Regions from separate parts of the Homo sapiens genome. Here region 1 is linked to region 2. Evidence: chromatin loops called from intact Hi-C (ENCODE). Cell type or tissue: body of pancreas. All regions are shown on one strand. Each heading gives the region's core, and the rest is flanking DNA. Links, peaks and the distances in the headings are about the cores only.

Region 1 (9,900 bases), core at 2,683-7,682, 140 kb after region 2:
CTGCGTGCGCTCCCCCGGCTCCCCGCAGGGCTACGTGTGCGAGTGTGGGCCCAGTCACTACGGGCCGTACTGTGAGAACAAGTAAGAGCAGCCCCTGGTGCCTCCCTGCACCTTCAGAGTCCATGTGGCTGTGTTCCCTCGACTCAGTGTCTTCTCTTTCTTATTTTGACCCAAAGATATGTGTGATTCTGGGTAACAGGGACATATTTTTTTTTAATTTGGCATGAATTAAGTGAAAATCAAATTTTTTTTAATTTTTATTTTATTTTTATTTTTTTGAGACAGAGTCTTGCTCTGTCACCCAGGCTGGAGTGCAATGGCGCGATCTTGGCTCCTTGCAACCTCTGCCTCCTGGGCTCAAGTGATTCTCCTGCCTCGGCCTCCCGAGTAGCTGGTCCTACAGGTGCCCGCCACCATGCCCAGCTAATATTTTGTATTTTTAGTAGAAATGGAGTTTCACCATATTGGTCAGGCTGGTCTCGAACTCCTGACCTCAAGTGATCCACCTGCCTCAGCCTCCCAAAGTGCTGGGATTACGGGTGTGAGCCACCACGCTTGGGCAATGAGAATCAATTTGGACGTCTCAAACTAACCCCATTGGATCATGTGTCCACACCTGAAACATGCAAATGACTCACCTGGAGTCCTCACTGGGCCCAGAGCAAACAGGCCCCATGAGATGCAGGGAGACGCATGTGGTTTACAGAGAATGCTTTCTCTGTCGAGTCGCTGGGCTTGAAGTCATTTCTGATGTGTGCGGAGATCCTAGTGTGGTTAGGACAGGCAGCAGCGTGCTCTCTGGGCTCTGGGCTCTGTACCCTTTGCACGGGGATCGCTGGGTACAGGTGCGTAGTCATCACAAGCGTCACTTTGTCCAAGGTGGAGCTGCTGGGTTCTTCATAAACCAAGGTTCCAGGCCGCCGTGGAGGTGATGCCCCTGTGGCTCATTGTCCTCAGCTGCTGGTGGCCATCAGGTGCAGGGACACCTGCTATGCTCCGTTCTTTGTCCTCCCGAGCCTAGAGCAGGTGCTGTGATCCCGGCTGTGACCCCATGAGTGGGAAGCAGCCTGTGCCCTGGAGCTGGTGACCTCACGAGAAGATGGCACCACATCATTCTTGGATATCAGCAAGATGTGATGCCAGGGAGAGCGCCGCGGAGGTGCCCTGGGAGTGGAGAGGGAGGTGGGAGCCAGTGTGGCTGAAGCGGGAGGGCATTCTGGGAGCGAAAGCAACAGAGCCAAGCTGGAGAGGAGTAAGGGGATGAGGCTGATCTAGAGAGGCCTGGGTGGGGACAGAGGTGGGCCCGCAAGCCAGGAACAGAATTCGGCTGTGTGGAGGCCGTGGGGGCCCAGCACTAAAGTGGCAGGACCTGGTCTTAGGGAACCCCCACCTGCCGCATGGAGCACAGCTTGGAGCAGGGGGAGTTGCCAAGAGGCTGATCCAGCATCTCCATGCCCGGCGCCACAGTCACCACTGCTGCAGGGGGATGAAGGTTCTGGGGCCCCCACGCTGCACACACACATCCATAAACGCCAGACTCTATCTCTGGCCTGGTTGTCTTTATGACCCTGATTTGTACACAGTCCTTAATACTTGCTCGCCAAGTGAGTGAATGCTAGAGGCTGGCAGCTGGGTGGAGGGAACTTGGTTAGCCAGGGGGGATTGCAGGAGCCCGCAGGACACTCGGGCGGGGCCGTTGCAGGCAGGTGGGCCTTCAGGTGACTGCGCAGGTGCAGCCCTGTCAGGAACAGGTAGGGAGACTCATGCACAGCAGCGGCCAGCACCTCGGAGGCCTGGCTTTGTCCCTGCAGTGTTGCTCATCTTCAGTGTCTGTTGCTCTCTGCCGGGGGAGGCTCAGGGAGGCAGGACTGGCTTCTGCTGGATTCCGAGTGCACGGGCGCATGCCGCCGTCCTAAGGGGCATGCTACACCAGGGCATGGCTGCCCTGAGCATCTGTGGGTCTGGGGGCCAGGGGACCTGGGGGACAACAAAAGCTACAAAACTCCCTGTTTAGGAGCTTCCTGCGGGCATCTCATGCTGGCATTCACCCCAAGACCACTTTGAGAAGTTGTGCCAGGCAGCTGAGCTCAGTCTGCCTGGGGCTGCATCGTGAAAGGCCAGCCTTGCAGTGGGGGTTCATTGTCATTAAGCCCCAATGAGTCAGGCATCATGTGGACGTGGGGCACACGGTGGACAGAGATGTCATCCCAGTCGCTTTGGGCATGGTGGATCTGTGGGTGGGGGGTGAGGTTGGGAGCCGGTAGAGGGGAGACTGAGGCCATGTAACGTGGAAGGGGAAGCTCCCAGAGCTGGACCCAGCCAGGCCTCCTGGGCAACCATCTCCATGCTGCCTGCAGGCCTCTTCTCATTCCAGAAAGCACAGTTACATAAACCTTCCAGCTGCCCTCTTATTTTCCCCACAGACTCGACCTTCCGTGCCCCAGAGGCTGGTGGGGGAACCCCGTCTGTGGACCCTGCCACTGTGCCGTCAGCAAAGGCTTTGATCCCGACTGTAATAAGACCAACGGCCAGTGCCAATGCAAGGTGAGGCCCCGCCCCCATGATCCCTGCATGCTGTGTTTGCTCACACACATGCACAGCTGCCCCTAAATACACACACGCCTTCACATACCCTGTCGGTACACACTCACACCCCTGCACACACACCTGTGCCCACTCACATCACATTTGTGTACAGATGTGGTTTTTGGTTTCCTTGCTGCTCCCCCGTGCTCTGTGAATACTCCATGGCTGCTTTCCACGTGTAAACTACGGGTTCAGCCCTGCCAGCCCCCGCCCGTGGAACAGGAATCCCTGCCTCCTCCCGGCCTACTGCCCATGGCTGTGGGAAGCCCACCCGTTTCTGAGGGCTGGCTCATCTATGGCACCACCCCGGCCCTCCTGGCCTCCTGGTTGGCCATTTTCCTGGTCTTTTTTTTTTTTTTTTTGAGACAGAGTCTCGCTGTGTCGCCCAGGCTGGAGTGCAGTGGTGCGATCTCGGCTCACTGCAGCCTCCGCCTCCCGGGTTCCAGCAATTCTTCTGCCTCAGCCTCCTGAGTAGCTGGGATTATAGGCGCCCACCACCATGCCCAGCTAATTTTTGTATTTTTAGTAGAGACAGGATTTCACCATGTTGGCCAGGCTGGTCTTGAACTCCTGACCTCAGGTGATCCGCCCGCCTCAGCCTCCCAGAGTGCTGGGATTACAGGCGTGAGCCACCGTGCCTGGCCATTTTCCTGGTCTTTACCAAGCTGGTGTCCCATGATGACAGCAGTTTTAAAATAGAAAGTGTCACTAAGTGCGTTATGCCCCACGCCTGTCCAGGGCGGTCAGTCCTAACCTGCATGCAGCACGGAGCTCACATCTCGTGTCTCCAGAAATGCACACGCGTTCTCAGTGCAGACTCTAGGGACCCCTCCCCAGCCCTCTCAGGATACATCACCTCCTTCAGGATCTTCGTGTACACCACGGCCATGGCGCTCACAGTGACTTGAAACCCAAATGTTAGGTCTGAGGGTAACAGGAGCCTGGGCGAGGGACGTGAGCTTCCTGCAGATGCGGCTGGCCCTAGGAGGGAAGCTGGTACCAGGGCACCCTTGGATGCCATCTCGTGATGTCAGTAGTGTCCCCCCCCAGTGCCTGCGGTGGTTCCAACAGCAAATGGGACTTGTGTCCTGAAAGGCTCAAATTAAACAGCTCTCCTGGGTCAGGGTCGGTCCACACGTCACCAGATGGCGGTGGTGGCATAGTGGGTGGCAGAGCAGAGAGAACATGGGGAGTGCATTGGCGAAAACTTGCCTACGATTTTTTTCTCATCCAAAGTTATAGGCAGGGCGTGGTGGCTCATGCCTGTAATCACAGCTACTCTGGAGGCCGAGGCAGGAGGGATTACTTGAGCCCAGGAGTTCAAGACCAGCCTGGGCAACATAGTGAGACTCCCATTTCTACAAAAAATAAAAACATTAGCTGAGCGTGCTGATGCTTGCCTGTGATCCCAGCTACTCAGGAGGCTGAGGTGGGAGGATCACTTGAGCCCTGGAGGTTGAGGCTGCAGTGAGCTGTGACTGCACCACTGCACTCCAGACTGGGCAACACAGTGAGACCCCATCTCAAAAAAATAAAAAAACAAAGTTATACAAAATGTAATAAAAACCCATAAAGATCGCAGTCACCCCATGCGCCTCCCAGCTGTGATTGTTAGTGTTTTAGCATCTCTTCTGGGCCTGTCGTTCACTGTCATTTTACACACAGTCGGAGTCCCCACCTGACACACAGGTCTGAACGTTGCTCACGAGTCTGCCCAAGTCACAGCCTGGTCACAGCCTGCCCCGTTTTCCGGGGCGGGGTTGAGGGGGTGCTACTTGGGCCTGGGGAGTCCCGGTGACCAGCCCAGGCAATGTAGCTGGTAAACGGCAAGGGTCAGGCATGAACCCAGGACTTTCTGAACCCGAAGTACAAGCTCTTGATTGTCACCCTGACCCACCCAATGGTGGACGTTCAGGTGGCTTCTAATTTTTCAAAACAACTTTAAAAAAACGCCCAAGGGCTATCCCCATACGTAAGCCTCCATTTGGATCTCTGATTCTTTTTAGGACAAATACGAAGGTGCCCACTGTTGAGACTTGTTAAGACATGAGGGAGGGCGTGCTTCCCGGAAGAACTGCTCTCCTGGGTCCGGCCTTGTGGGGCCTTGGGAGGCAGCCCCCGTTGGGTGTGGGATGTGGGCAGAGGGTAGCCATGAGGGGTGGGATGGCTGGCGGCCAACACACACACCCGGGTGGGAGTCTGGACGTCGCTCGGGAAACACGCTGCAAGGTAGGGCCTCTCCCGGGCATCTGAAGTCACAGGCCCTGCCTCTGGCTTTTGCAGGAGAATTACTACAAGCTCCTAGCCCAGGACACCTGTCTGCCCTGCGACTGCTTCCCCCATGGCTCCCACAGCCGCACTTGCGACATGGCCACCGGGCAGTGTGCCTGCAAGCCCGGCGTCATCGGCCGCCAGTGCAACCGCTGCGACAACCCGTTTGCCGAGGTCACCACGCTCGGCTGTGAAGGTCCGCGTTGCCCCTCGACACCCTGCAGGTTACAGCGCGGGGACAGGCTGCTGCACTGGCGTGCACGTGTGTGCATGCACGCTGGGTGTTTGGGGGACCCTGGGCTCCCTCGTGTTCTGAGTTCTCTTGACCTTCTAGAAACCTGGTTCTGCGTGAGGGGGTGTGGGTCAGAGCCTGGTCACCCCTCTCCAGCTCTGACATGGATGGGGGCAGGGGAGATGCTAGGGTTCGGTTCTTGGTGGGAGCAGGGCCTCCTGCAGGGAGGCGCATGCAGACAGTGGTGCCTGTTTGTGGTCGTGGGTGTGGCGTGCCCCGCTGAGCAGACTTCTCTCTTCTCTACCCCAGTGATCTACAATGGCTGTCCCAAAGCATTTGAGGCCGGCATCTGGTGGCCACAGACCAAGTTCGGGCAGCCGGCTGCGGTGCCATGCCCTAAGGGATCCGTTGGTGAGTCGCCGTGGCCTGTGTGTAGGGAACTGAGGCAGGCGTCCTTGTGGGAGGAGCCAGTCGAGATGTGGGGACTCATGGAATGTTTCGTGTTGAAAAAATATCCGCAGGCAAAGTGCTGGGGAGAAATCCGATCGCCTTTTCCCTACCAGGAAATACACAAAGCAGGCAGAGGGCGCAACAGAAACATGAACAGTGCAGCGCGTGTGGGGACGCCCGCCAGTCAGGCCCGGCCAGTCCCTGCTCTGCCGCTCAGGCTGGGGCACCGGGACAAGTGGCTTCACTGTTCATAGCATCGGGTTACCTCTGTGAAATGGGGACATTGACTGTGTCCACTCTGTGAGGGGCGTCTGGAAAATCCAGTGAGGCAAGGAAAGGCCCAGCCGAAATGGATTCCTGGTGCATGGGATCGTGGCTGCCGGCAGATGGTGTTGCTGATTTCTTTCCTCACGGACTTGCTCGGAAGTGCTGGCTCCTGTTGGCTGGGCTCCCGAAACGCCTGGTTGTCAGTGTCAGAGCAGCTTCGGCCGTGGCCCTGACATGAAAGAGGGGCGCTGGTGTCGACCTCCTGGCCCCCATGGGGTTCTAACCACCACGCAGTGTTCTGGGTTTAAGTATATTCAGATTGTGGATTGAAATACACAAGCATTGATCAACAGTTTGAGTTTCAGGCTTTGCACACCTGCTCTCCTTCCCCAGGAAATGCGGTCCGACACTGCAGCGGGGAGAAGGGCTGGCTGCCCCCAGAGCTCTTTAACTGTACCACCATCTCCTTCGTGGACCTCAGGGCCATGGTAGGGGCGCCTCGGGGATGTGTGTTCAGCAGGGGCACGTGTGTGTTCGTGTATGCGTGAGAGAGTTTGTGTGGGCCGAGGCTCCTGGGCTGGGGAGTGTTGGGGCGGCTGGGATGGCGCAGGGACAGCCCCACGGGCCCGCAGCCTGGAGCCAGCAGGTTCCTGTGGACTTCGGGGTGTTGGCACCTGAGCCAGGCACCCCCACGTGGACTTCTCTCCCCCAGAGGACCCAGCTCTGTGTCTTTGGTTCTGAAAACACGGGGTCCCTGCATTTGACTCCATTTGCCCTCTGATCCTGCCCTATTTCATGGCTTTTGTTCCCACGTCTCCCACTCGCTATCTTTCTCTGAGCCCTCTTTGGCCCACCAGACCCTCGTTTCCATGGTCTAGCTGTCAGCAGTGCTCATTTTTGGGCTTTTTGTTTTTTGTTTCTTTTTTTGGAGATGGAGTCTCACTCTATCTCCTAAGCTAGAGGACAGTGGCACGGTCTCAGCTTGCTGCAACCTCTGCTTCCCGGATTCAAGCGATTCTGCCTCAGCCTCCCTGGTAGTTGGGACTTACAGGTGCCCACCACCACACCCTGCTAATTTTTTTATTTTTAAAATAGAGACATAGAGTAGAGTATTTTCAAAATAGAGAGTAGAGACGGGTTTTCACCATATTGGACAGGCTGGTCTTGAATTCCTGACCTCAAATGATCTACCCGCCTTGGCCTCCCAAAGTGCTGGGATTACAGGCGTGAGCCACCATGCCCAGCCAGGCTTTTGGATTTTTTAAAGTTCCTTTCTGACAAGGAAACTTGCACCAGACAGTAGTGAGTTGCTGAGTAACAGCAGGGACTGAAAGCGGCCGAAGTGGGTTTGCACACATCACGACTGCCTCCCTGTTCCAGAATGAGAAGCTGAGCCGCAATGAGACGCAGGTGGACGGCGCCAGGGCCCTGCAGCTGGTGAGGGCGCTGCGCAGTGCTACACAGCACACGGGCACGCTCTTTGGCAATGACGTGCGCACGGCCTACCAGCTGCTGGGCCACGTCCTTCAGCACGAGAGCTGGCAGCAGGGCTTCGACCTGGCAGCCACGCAGGACGCCGACTTTCACGAGGTAGGCGGGTGGCCGCCACCCTGGCTCGGGGACACTCGGGGACACTCGGATGCCCGTGGGTGGGTGCTGTGGGGCTGGGCGTCTACCTCAGTTCGTGGAAGACGGTTGTGTCCAGGATCCCCATCCTCATTTCTCAAATGTGAGCCCTGGCGGGTGCAGTGCCTGACTAAACTGACGACGAGCGTTAGGGAGTGTTCTGGAAGGAAACATGCAGGTCACAGCCTTGCTGGTGATCCTGGTAGTGCCTGTAGTGTGATCTAAGTGGCTTCTAAGGGATTCTAAGTGGCCCACCTGCATCAGCCCCTCTCCCTTCCATGCAGCCTGTGATGGAGTATCGTCCACCCATTTGACAGGTAAGGAAACAGAGGCACAGAGAGCTAAGGCGTTTGCCCAAAGGCACAGCTTGTAAGGGGCAGGGCCCGGCAGTGGGCCCCCATGTCCACTCCCACCCGCAGCTCTGAGGTCCTGCTTTCAGAGGGCCACACCTCCGCCTCAACCCTCTGGCTGTGTGTGTGGAAGTTGTCATCCCCTGAGCAGTATCGTTTTAGGGTGAATGCAGAGGGGACTCACGCAGCCTGATATTTGGAAACTGCTTTCGGGGGCTCCAGAAGTTTCGTTGTGGCTCTGCTGCAGGCCTCTTCGTCCAGACAGGACCCCCAGAGGAGTGCCTGTCCACACAGAGCCCATGGGGGACACCCTGTCCCTCCCACCCATCCCCACGGAGCCCTCAGGGACCTCCTCATCCACAAAGGGCCTCCAGTCCATGCAGGGCCCCCATGGAACCTTCTAGTCTGCATAAGGCCGCCAGAGACCAGGCAGGGTCCCCTTGCTGGGATTTGAGTCCCAGCCTGAGAGTTGGGCCAGTGGCGTTTGTTCTCCATGCGTGACTCCACAAACAAGTTTCCTTTCTGGTTTCTTTTTCTTTATTTCTTTTTTTTTTTAAGATGGGGTCTTGCTCTGTTGTCCAGGCTGGAGTGCAGTGGTGCGATCTTGGCTCACTGCAACCTCCACCTCCCGGGTTCAAGCAATTCTCCTGCCTCAGCCTCCCAAGTAGCTGGGATTACAGGCGCCCGCCACCACGCCCGGCTAATTTTTGTATTTTTGGTAGAGACAGGGTTTCACCATGTTGGCCAGGCTGGTCTCGAACTCCTGACCTCAGGTGATCCACCCGCTTCAGCCACCCAAAGTGTTGGGATTACAGGCATGAGCAACCGTGCTCAGCCCTGGTTTCTGTCTTGGGTGTGGTCCCCAAGCCCCTGAGCACAGCCTCATGCCTCCACCCAGTCTTTCACACAGACCCTGGGGTGCACAGAGGCTGAGGGTCACCCTCGGAGGAGCTGTCCACATGTCCACGGCGGCCTCAGTGTGGGACCTCTGCGCAGCCCAGGTTGTGGTGGTTCCATCACTGCTTGACGTGGTTGGTGGAGTTCAGGAGGAGTTCTGATGTAATAACCAGGGGCATCGCCACATGTCTTCCCTGCCTTAGCGTCTTGGGGTATACGTGGAAAAACCCCTGGCAGGGCTCACTCTGCCAGAGTCCCAGCCTCTGACATTTGAATCACCCACAGTCTCTCTGGCTTATTTGATGGGGTTCAGGATTTATGAAAATCACACATTAAAAAATGACTTCTGGCCGGGCGCGGTCGCTCACGCCTGTAATCCCAGCACTTTGGGAGGCCGAGATGGGCAGATTGCCTGAGCCCAGGAGTTCGAGACCAGCCTGGGCAACATGGTGAAACCCTGTCTCTTCTAAAATATGAAAAAAATCAGCTGGGCGGGGTGGTGGGAGGCTGAGGCACGAGAATTGCTTGAACCCGGGAGGCAGAGGCTGCAGTGAGCCAAGACTGTGCCACTGCACTCCAGGCTGGACAACAAAGTGAAACTCTGTCTCAAAAAACAAAAACAAAACAAACAAACAAAAAGACTTCCTTATCTATTTGAATTCAACTTTGATTAATGTTTGATCCTATTTATAAACTTAGACCATGAAATTCCCCTAAGTATTTTAAATGGAATTAATATATGTCATGTAGTTGATTTTTTGTTTTGTATTTCAATTGTTCGGCTAGCAAACAGACCTTCCAAGCATTTAAGCAGTGCTTGTACATCTAGTAAATTAAGCTAAGAATATGAAGCATCTTTAATTCTCTAGATTTTAATATACTTTGTGAGCTTAGTAACATTTTTTTATTCCTCTTAAGATAAACTTTTTGAAAAAATATTTGGGAACTAGGCCAGGCGTGGTGGCTCACGCCTGTAATCCCAGCACTTTGGGAGGCCGAGGCAGGTGAATCACCTGAGGTCAGGAGTTCAAAACCAGCCTGGCCAACATGGTGAAGCCCCGTCTCTACTAAAAATACAAAAATTAGCCGGGTGTGGTGGCACATGTGTGCCTGTAATCCCAGCTACTCGGGAGGTTGAAGCAAGAGAATTCCTTGAACCCAGGAGGCGGAGGTTGCAGTGAGCCGAGATGACACCACTGCATTCCAGCCTGGGCGACAAGA
Region 2 (9,900 bases), core at 2,443-7,442:
CCAGTTCAGCGAGCAGAACTACGTGGTCCAGGTGCCCGAGGACGTGGGGCTCAACACGGCTGTGCTGCGAGTGCAGGCCACGGACCGGGACCAGGGCCAGAACGCGGCCATTCACTACAGCATCCTCAGCGGGAACGTGGCCGGCCAGTTCTACCTGCACTCGCTGAGCGGGATCCTGGATGTGATCAACCCCTTGGATTTCGAGGATGTCCAGAAATACTCGCTGAGCATTAAGGCCCAGGATGGGGGCCGGCCCCCGCTCATCAATTCTTCAGGGGTGGTGTCTGTGCAGGTGCTGGATGTCAACGACAACGAGCCTATCTTTGTGAGCAGCCCCTTCCAGGCCACGGTGCTGGAGAATGTGCCCCTGGGCTACCCCGTGGTGCACATTCAGGCGGTGGACGCGGACTCTGGAGAGAACGCCCGGCTGCACTATCGCCTGGTGGACACGGCCTCCACCTTTCTGGGGGGCGGCAGCGCTGGGCCTAAGAATCCTGCCCCCACCCCTGACTTCCCCTTCCAGATCCACAACAGCTCCGGTTGGATCACAGTGTGTGCCGAGCTGGACCGCGAGGAGGTGGAGCACTACAGCTTCGGGGTGGAGGCGGTGGACCACGGCTCGCCCCCCATGAGCTCCTCCACCAGCGTGTCCATCACGGTGCTGGACGTGAATGACAACGACCCGGTGTTCACGCAGCCCACCTACGAGCTTCGTCTGAATGAGGATGCGGCCGTGGGGAGCAGCGTGCTGACCCTGCAGGCCCGCGACCGTGACGCCAACAGTGTGATTACCTACCAGCTCACAGGCGGCAACACCCGGAACCGCTTTGCACTCAGCAGCCAGAGAGGGGGCGGCCTCATCACCCTGGCGCTACCTCTGGACTACAAGCAGGAGCAGCAGTACGTGCTGGCGGTGACAGCATCCGACGGCACACGGTCGCACACTGCGCATGTCCTAATCAACGTCACTGATGCCAACACCCACAGGCCTGTCTTTCAGAGCTCCCATTACACAGTGAGTGTCAGTGAGGACAGGCCTGTGGGCACCTCCATTGCTACCCTCAGTGCCAACGATGAGGACACAGGAGAGAATGCCCGCATCACCTACGTGATTCAGGACCCCGTGCCGCAGTTCCGCATTGACCCCGACAGTGGCACCATGTACACCATGATGGAGCTGGACTATGAGAACCAGGTCGCCTACACGCTGACCATCATGGCCCAGGACAACGGCATCCCGCAGAAATCAGACACCACCACCCTAGAGATCCTCATCCTCGATGCCAATGACAATGCACCCCAGTTCCTGTGGGATTTCTACCAGGGTTCCATCTTTGAGGATGCTCCACCCTCGACCAGCATCCTCCAGGTCTCTGCCACGGACCGGGACTCAGGTCCCAATGGGCGTCTGCTGTACACCTTCCAGGGTGGGGACGACGGCGATGGGGACTTCTACATCGAGCCCACGTCCGGTGTGATTCGCACCCAGCGCCGGCTGGACCGGGAGAATGTGGCCGTGTACAACCTTTGGGCTCTGGCTGTGGATCGGGGCAGTCCCACTCCCCTTAGCGCCTCGGTAGAAATCCAGGTGACCATCTTGGACATTAATGACAATGCCCCCATGTTTGAGAAGGACGAACTGGAGCTGTTTGTTGAGGAGAACAACCCAGTGGGGTCGGTGGTGGCAAAGATTCGTGCTAACGACCCTGATGAAGGCCCTAATGCCCAGATCATGTATCAGATTGTGGAAGGGGACATGCGGCATTTCTTCCAGCTGGACCTGCTCAACGGGGACCTGCGTGCCATGGTGGAGCTGGACTTTGAGGTCCGGCGGGAGTATGTGCTGGTGGTGCAGGCCACGTCGGCTCCGCTGGTGAGCCGAGCCACGGTGCACATCCTTCTCGTGGACCAGAATGACAACCCGCCTGTGCTGCCCGACTTCCAGATCCTCTTCAACAACTATGTCACCAACAAGTCCAACAGTTTCCCCACCGGCGTGATCGGCTGCATCCCGGCCCATGACCCCGACGTGTCAGACAGCCTCAACTACACCTTCGTGCAGGGCAACGAGCTGCGCCTGTTGCTGCTGGACCCCGCCACGGGCGAACTGCAGCTCAGCCGCGACCTGGACAACAACCGGCCGCTGGAGGCGCTCATGGAGGTGTCTGTGTCTGGTGAGTGGCCGTCGGGGTGGGAGGAGTAGCTCCTGATGGGCCTCCTGGAGAGCCTCAGGAACCCGCCAAGGGCTCCGCCTGGCATGCCGGGGCGCAATTGGGCCGGGCCCGGGCAACTCTGCAAGGATTTGTTGCCGCCGGTTGGATGCTGGGGGTGGGCGCCCGGCCTAGGCCCAGCGAGGGGGAGAGGCACCGCGCCGCTTCCGTCAGCATTTTCCTGGGAGCAGGCCTGCGGTTCTCCCAAGTTCAAGACCGGGGATCAGCGCCTTCCTCAGCAGGCTAGTGGCTCCTGAGTACAGCTATTAAAAAGTGGCCTCCAGGTGATCTGGGTCACAGGATTTGCTTGGAGATGCTCTTTCGTCAGCCAGCCACAGGGCTCTCTGGGAAGATCAGAGGTCACTGCCCCTTCCCAGTGCCAATTAATTCCAGGGTGGGACCGTTGGAATTGTCAGATGGGTCCCTGAGTCACCCTATAATGCAGCCGGTGTTCCCTTGGTCTGGCTTTTCTGTCTCCTGCAGATAATAACAGTCGGGCTTAGGTGTGTAGGGCTTTGTGCAAGCTCTTTGAAAAGCATAGCCTCATTTGATCTTGGCTTCTGCTCCTGGATGCGGGCTTGTAATTTGGGTGCTGTTGAAGAGGCCTGCCCAGTTAGTGGTGGAGCCAGTGTGGGCACCTCGCTCACCTGCTCTGGGGCTGGAGGTGAACAGGAGGGAGAGGAAACCTTGGCTCAGCAGTCAGAAGTTTGGCCGGTCCTCTATGCCTCTGACCCTGTGTGCCGGGGCTGGTCTGCGGTGCTGGGGAGGGGGACTAATAGAAAGTGTTGGAATTGGGAGACACAGAAGAGAGAGAAGAACTTCGAGGGGCCTGGGGGAACAGTAAAGGTCCCCCAGTGGCTCTTTGAGGTTTGCCTGACCGTGCATCCAAGGATGCTGGTGCAGGCAGGTGACCTTATTTATAAGCCCAAACTACTGCCAAGAAGAGCTCAGATTGGCTGGCTGTTTGAGTCAGTGTTTCAGAGAAATTGTTTAAACAGTGAGTTATTAGGATACAACTTTGCCACAGGAGCCCTGGAATAATTAAAAAGTTAACTTTCTGATTTGTTTCGTTTCCAAGGTTGGCTGTTATTCTGTAATATAGGAAGGGTTGGATAGCTAACAGCTTCCAGTTACAGTTTGCTTATAAGATGTGAAACTTACAGGTTCAGTTTTGGTATAATACAAACCTTCCGCACAATTTTGGCAGTACAGTCTATTTGTCGGTGAATATTTTAGGTTTGTGAGATTGTAAACGTGTAGAGAATATGGAATAGGCCCTTAAGGGCGAATTAACCGGGGTTATGGATATTCTTAGGAAGTTTTTCTTCTATACCACTTTATCTTATAGATAAAGCACAATGGGAAATTTGGCCTATTTAAAAATGACTTGGCCCAATAATAGGGTTTAGATTTAATGAGGGACGAGATAGTGGGAACAGATCCATGCTGGGGGCAGGGATGTTTTGTGTGTCTGTGGTATCAGTAATGTGGGCCCCCCCGCTGTTAGCCAGACAGCAGGGTTTAGGATGGATTCCCTTCCAAGGAGGTTGGTTCCTGAGAGCTGTCTCACCTGGGGCGCAGCTTAGACCACAGTTGAAAATGGGCTGGGGGCTCCACACTATGTAGTCATCCAGTCTCAGTCATCCAGTTATTGGCTCTGCTCCTTTGTGGACACACTCGTACTCTCGTGTAAATCAGGTGCTGTGTCCTCATGCATCCACACCACCCCCCAGACCACCACCGCCCCAACACACACCCGGATGACAGTGGTTACCTTTGACTGGGTTCCAGCAGGCGGTTTTCTTTACTCTTTTATTTGCGCTCTCATGTGTTTCCCTGGTAACCGGGAGCTGAGTGGTGTCATGCTGCTGCTCATTTTACAGATGCAGACACTGAGGCCCTGGGGTGTTGAGTGGCCTTCTCAGGACTGCACAGCCAGTGGGGGGCACTCGGCGTTAAACCACGATCCGCAGAAAGCAGCCCGCTCTTCGCATTCCCCTCTCTTCCTTTGGAGAACATTTTTGACGAATTAGTTGCTAAACTGAATTATTCCAGGGTCAAATGGGTGCTTTAAAGCAGGCATATGACCAGGCGCAGTGGCTCATGCCTGTAATCCCAGCACTGTGGGAGGCCGAGGCAGGTGGATCACCTGAGGTCAGGAGTTCAAGACCAACCTGGCCAACATGGTGAAACTCTGTCTTTGCTAAAAATACAAAAATTAGCCTGGTGTGGTGGCGAGCACCTGTAGTCCCAGCTACTCGGGAGGCTGAGGCAGGAAAATTGCTTGAATCTGGGAGGCGGAGGTTGCAGTGAGCCGAGATCCCACTGCTGCACTGTAGCCTGGGTGACAGAGTGAGACTGTCTCAAAATAAATAAATAAATAAATAAATAAATAAATAAATAAAAGGATGCGCAGAAATCTCAGACCATTCGACTAGGATTTAATGCTCCAAATAAGTAAATCACTATTGACTATAAGATCTATGGTTCCAGACAGCAAAGCACCGGATAGAAAACAGACCAAACAAAAAGATCAGCCCTTGAATTATCTGGAGGTTTTATTAAGGAACAATGCGGGGAAGCGGTGGTTTCAAACTCATCCACTGTTTTCAATGGAGTGTTGTTGCTTCCCCAGGATTTACAGCCATGCCCTAAAGCCTTTGATGCAATATGACCAGCCTGGAGGTGCTGTATGCAACAGGCCAGCCATCGACTACGTTTAGTGGGAGCCATTCCAGGAAGGGCTGCCAGCTTTCAGCAGAGGAGCCCAGGAGGGAGGAGCGCATCGGAGGGCAGGGCCTGGGAAGGCCCACGTGGTGGGGGCAGTTCATTTAGCCTGGCGTGGGGTTGAACACTGTGACTGTGACTAGATAGTTGTTGGTGGTTTTATGTAGCCCACCAAGGAGAAAACATTTTTTGAAAATTTTTTGAAGTCAGAAGATAGTGAAATTCAAATAGCTGCCAGTTTTGAATGACATCCAGCGATACAAGATGTTCATTTTTTGCGATAGTTTTTGAATGAGATTTTAAATTCTGTGATAGGAACTTTTTATTATGAGCTTGTATAAAGGCTGTGTTTGCGTTTTTCAGGGCAACGTGGCTGATGACCCAGTGGACAACTCAAGCCTTGAATGTGCTCTGCCTTCTTTCTGGACAGTGGTCTTTCAGAAACATTGACATTCTTTGTTTTATTTTTATTTTTGAAAAACAATTTATATATAATGAATTATATATAATATATAATATATGTTATAATGAATTATATATAAATTATATACACAAATTTATGTGTGTGTATATATATATGTGTGTGTGTGTGTATGAGACAGGGTCTTGCTCTCTTGCCCCAGCTGGAGTGCAGTGGCATGATCACGATTCATGTCAGCCTTGATCTCAGCTCATTGCACCACCACACCTGGCTGATTTTTTTTTTAATTATTTGTAATAGAGACAAGGTCTCACTATGTTATTCAGTCTGGTCTCCAACCTCTGAGCTCAAGTGATCCATCTGCCTTGGCCTCCCAAAGTGCTGAAATTATAGGCATGAGCCACTGTGCCTGGTTAGATGTATGTATTTATGAGGTACATGAGATATTCTGGCACAGGCATGCAATGTGTAATGATCACATCATGGAGAATGGGGTCTCCATCCCCTCAAGCATTTATCCTTTGTGTTATAAACAGTCCAATTATACTCTTTTAGTTATTTTTGAATGTACAATTAAATTATTATTGACTGTAGTCTCACTGTTGGGCTAAATACTAGGTCTTATTCTTTTTTTTTTTTTGAGATGGAGTCTCACTGTATCTCCCAGCCTAGAGTGCAGTGACATGATCTCGGCTCACTGCAACCTCTACCTCCTGGGTTCAAGTGATTATCCTACCTCAGCCTCCTGAGTACATTGGATTACAGGTGCACGCCACCACACCCAGCTAATTTTTGTATGTTTCTTAGAGACAAGGTTTCACCATGTTGGCCAGGCTGGTCTCGAACTCCTGACCTCAAGTGATCTGCCTGCCTTGGCCTCCCAAAGGGCTGGGATTACAGGCGTGAGCCACTGTGCCTGGCCTTATTCATTTTTTTAGCTATTTTTTTGTACCCATTGACCATCCACCTTCCTCCTGCTACCCCCTTCCCAGCTTCTGGTAACCATTCTTCTATTCTCTGTCCCCATGAGTTCAATTGCTTTGATTTTTAGATCTCACAAGCAAGTGTGAACGTGGGATATTTGTTTTTCTGTGCCTGGCTTATTTCACTTAACATAATGACCTCCAGTTCCATCCAGGTTGTTGCAAATGACAGGATCTCATTCTTTTTTTTTTTTGAAATGGAGTCTCACTCTGCTGCCCAGGCTGGAGTGCAGTGGCACCATCTCGGCTCACTGCAAGCTCCGCCTCCTGGGTTCACACCATTCTCCTGCCTCAGCCTCCTGAGTAGCTGGGACTACAGGTACCCGCCACCACACCCAGCTAATTTTTTTGTATTTTTAGTAGAGACGGGGTTTCACCGTGTTAGCCAAGATGGTGTCGATCTCCTGACCTCGTGATCCACCTGCCTTGGCCTCCCAAAGTGGTGGGATTATAGGCGTGAGCCACTGTGCCCGGCCCAGGATCTCATTCTTTTTTATTTTTATTTTATTTTATTTTATTTTATTTTATTTTGAGACAGAGTCTCGCTCTGTCGCCCAGGCTGGAGTGCAGTGGCGCGATCTCAGCTCACTGCAAGCTCCGCCTCCCGGGTTCACGCCGTTCTCCTGCCTCAGCCTCCCGAGTAGCTGGGACTACAGGCGCCCGCCACCACGCCCGGCTGATTTTTTTGTATTTTTAGTAGAGACAGGGTTTCACCGTGTTAACCAGGATGGCCTCGATCTCCTGACCTCGTGATCCGCCCGCCTCAGCCTCCCAAAGTGCTGGGATTACAGGCGTGAGCCACCGCGTCTGGCCTCATTCTTTTTTATAGTGGAATAGTACACCATGGTATATATGTACCACATTTCTTTTCTCCAGTCATCTGTGGCCGGGCCACGTCATTTTTAATTCACTTTGAGTGTGTGTCCGTGGGTGCAGGGCTGTAGGCCTCTTGTTGCAGAATGCGGAGCTTGGGAGAAAGGCGATGTCCCTGCCTCTCCTGCTGTGTGTGTTGCAGACCCATGGATGTAGGAAAGTGGCGTTTGTGGGTGAGAATGATTGGCGGATGAGTCATTCAGGCATGTCAGAAAATACTGAAACTCGGTGAAATAACAGGATTGAGTAACCTTCTCGCCGTTGACTTTGGTGGAGAGTGGATGGTATAAAGTCGTCTAGGCTTGATAAAGCTTCCCTAAGTGTTTGCCTAGTTAAATACAGGATATTGCAGTGGCTTTTAAACAGACGATTGCAAAGAAGGAAGTAGGGGCGGGCTACTGTTCAGGCATTGTCTGGATGCATGGCAGCGTGCTTTTCTGGAACTCACAGGGTAGGGAAGGATCGGACCTTTTTTTTTTTTTTTTTGAGACAGTCTTGCTCTGTCTCCCAGGCTGGAGTGCAATGGCATGATTTGGCTCACTGCAACCTCTGCCTCCCGGGTTCAAGTGATTCTCCTGCCTCAGCTGCCTCAGCTTCCCAAGTAGCTGGGATTATAGGTACCCGCCATCATGCCTGGCTAATTTTTGTATTTTTGTAGAGATGGGGTTTCACCATGCTGGCCAGGCTGGTCTCCAACTCCTGACCTCAGGCTATCCGCCCGCCTCAGCCTCCCAAAATGCTGGGATTACAGGCGTGAGCCACCGCTCCCAGCCTGGGTCGGACCATCTTAAATTGCTTCAGTGGCCAAGCAGGATTCTGCCAGTGTCAAACCTTCCCAGGAGAGTTCAGTGCTTTTGGCAATGAGTTAACCATTTCAGAGCTCTGATAAGTCTGGAGACAGTGGCTTGCTCATACCTTGAGAAACACTGCCTCAGAAATAAGGAGTGTTGGTTTGTTTATTGAGCACCTGCTGTGTGCGAAAGCCGGGAGAGCCAGTGTGGTCCTGACTTCTGCGGCTGGGTGGAGATGGACCATCCGATGAGCAAGGGGGCTGAGCTCAGGGGTAGAGTGGTGACACCAGGTGCAGGCAAGGGCGGGCTGGGACTCTTCTCTACCCCCCTGGACGTGTGCAGTGTGTGATGGGCAGGGAGACCGGGAGTCAGATGGATCCCCCGGGTCGAGAGAGGGCTGACTGTGGAGGGTTTGGTGGGCCCCCTCGGGAGGATTTAGGCAAGAGCTGGGTCCCATGTCCCAGCTGCTGGGCGGTGAGAGTGGAGGGGAGGGAAGCTGGGGACATCATGCTTGCTCCAGCATGGGGGTGGCTGAGGAGGGCTTTGCCAGCTTAGATGGTCAGACACATCTCAGCCGATGTGCTCCATGTGCCGGGAACCCTCCCAGGCTCTGCAGGCCCCATCGCTTGCAGTTTTCCAGCCGCCACACTGTGGTATGGAAAGTACCGTCGCCACCTCCATCCTAGAGATGAGCAAACCAAGGACAGGGCTCCCAGGGCACCAGCTTGTGATGGCAGCAGTGGGATTTGAACCTGGACCGGGCAGCTCCTAAGGCATGTTCCCTGTCTGTGCCTTCCAGAAAAAACTGGCTCTGGGAGGATGAGAGTGAAACTGAGAGAGGTTCGTTCCCTGAGCCAGAGTCCTTACCGGGAATCGGCTTTGGTGAGAAGACGTGAGGCCATTTTTGGCCCCGTGTGGCTGGGCGTCTTTGAGAGTGTCCTGAAGTTGATTGTGTGTGCAGGTCCAGACTGGGGAGACCAGCTCAGGTTATGGACACAGAAGTGAGGGTGCTGGCAGTTAGGAGGGGACCCAGGCCCAGCCTTGAGGAGCCATGGCCCGAATAGCCTCCTGGGTGGGGAACAGTCTGCTTGGGAGCTGGAGCAGGAATAACCACGTGCAGGGGAGGGCCCACGGGTGCAGGCCCTGGAGGCTGAGGGAGGGCGAGTGTCTCCGAGGGGGTCATCCGTGATGGATGCCGTCTGGCGGTTGGAGAGCCTGGGGACAGAGATGTGATGGGTTAGCCAAGGGCAGGTCCTTGGTGGCCTCTGTGAGATCTGAGTGGAGTGGTTTGGGGGTGCCTCTGAGAAGCAAATGACAAGGTTGCTGGCATGAGTGGGATGGGAACAGGACCCAGCCTCAGAGGGAAGGCAGGGTGTCATGGGGACAGGCCTGCACAAGGCTGAGCTAAAGGCCCAGCAGAGTTGGCGGGTTACGCACAGCACCTAGCTGTCCTGCAGCCTAGCGTGGCACTGGCCCGTCTCAGGGGCTTTGGGAGTGGGCAGTGTCAGGTCTTCCTCATTGTCTCCCAAAGGGCTACTGTGGCCAAGCTTCGTAGACGGGTTTGCCAGGACAGTAACTTCTGCCTCTCTCTGAGTCATCAGACCTGGAGGGAATGGAGGAGCAGGAGGCGGACGGGAAAAAGGGGCCTGGGAGAATGGAAGGGGCCACAGGTCCACGGGACATGGACTCACCAGGGCAGGGCGCCCACCTCAGCACCAGCTGCCCGGGGACAAGAGGTCTATGTCTGGCCCCATGTACCGACCAGGGTGTTGAGAGACCATTTTTAAAAGTCTAGGTGAAGTAGCAGGCAGGTGAAACTCCGGGCAAGTTCCCAAAGCCCTGGGCAGGAGCCGGCAGGAGGGGCGGTGCTGGCCACGCCTGGAGCGGGCCCATGT

What was found. Peaks named below come from ENCODE experiments on the same cell type or tissue, not always from the same donor. Only the 100,000 strongest peaks of a DNase experiment are listed, where the experiment ranks them.
Region 1: it touches region 2 in a loop (2.3-fold over the local background); 7 of 110 quality-filtered maps call a loop at or near these places.

Annotation. Positions count from the first base shown.
Region 1 is chr22:46,386,786-46,396,685 of GRCh38, reverse strand. It overlaps CELSR1 (cadherin EGF LAG seven-pass G-type receptor 1), which reads left to right. Exons shown (of 35, transcript NM_001378328.1): 13 at 1-81; 14 at 2,424-2,544; 15 at 4,870-5,053; 16 at 5,399-5,500; 17 at 6,200-6,294; 18 at 7,187-7,396. Among named protein-coding and RNA genes, the nearest start is that of TRMU, 56 kb to the right of the region's middle. RefSeq lists enhancers at 4,558-5,380, 9,346-9,900. In body of pancreas, for the core only: a CTCF peak has its summit at 5,727; DNase peaks (open chromatin) are centred at 5,685 and 5,965; H3K27ac peaks cover 1,129 bases.
Region 2 is chr22:46,525,901-46,535,800 of GRCh38, reverse strand. CELSR1 (cadherin EGF LAG seven-pass G-type receptor 1) reads left to right here. Exons shown (of 35, transcript NM_001378328.1): 1 at 1-2,174. Among named protein-coding and RNA genes, the nearest start is that of CELSR1, 6.8 kb to the left of the region's middle. RefSeq lists an enhancer at 7,084-7,585. In body of pancreas, for the core only: no CTCF peak of the experiment used is centred there; a DNase peak (open chromatin) is centred at 4,950.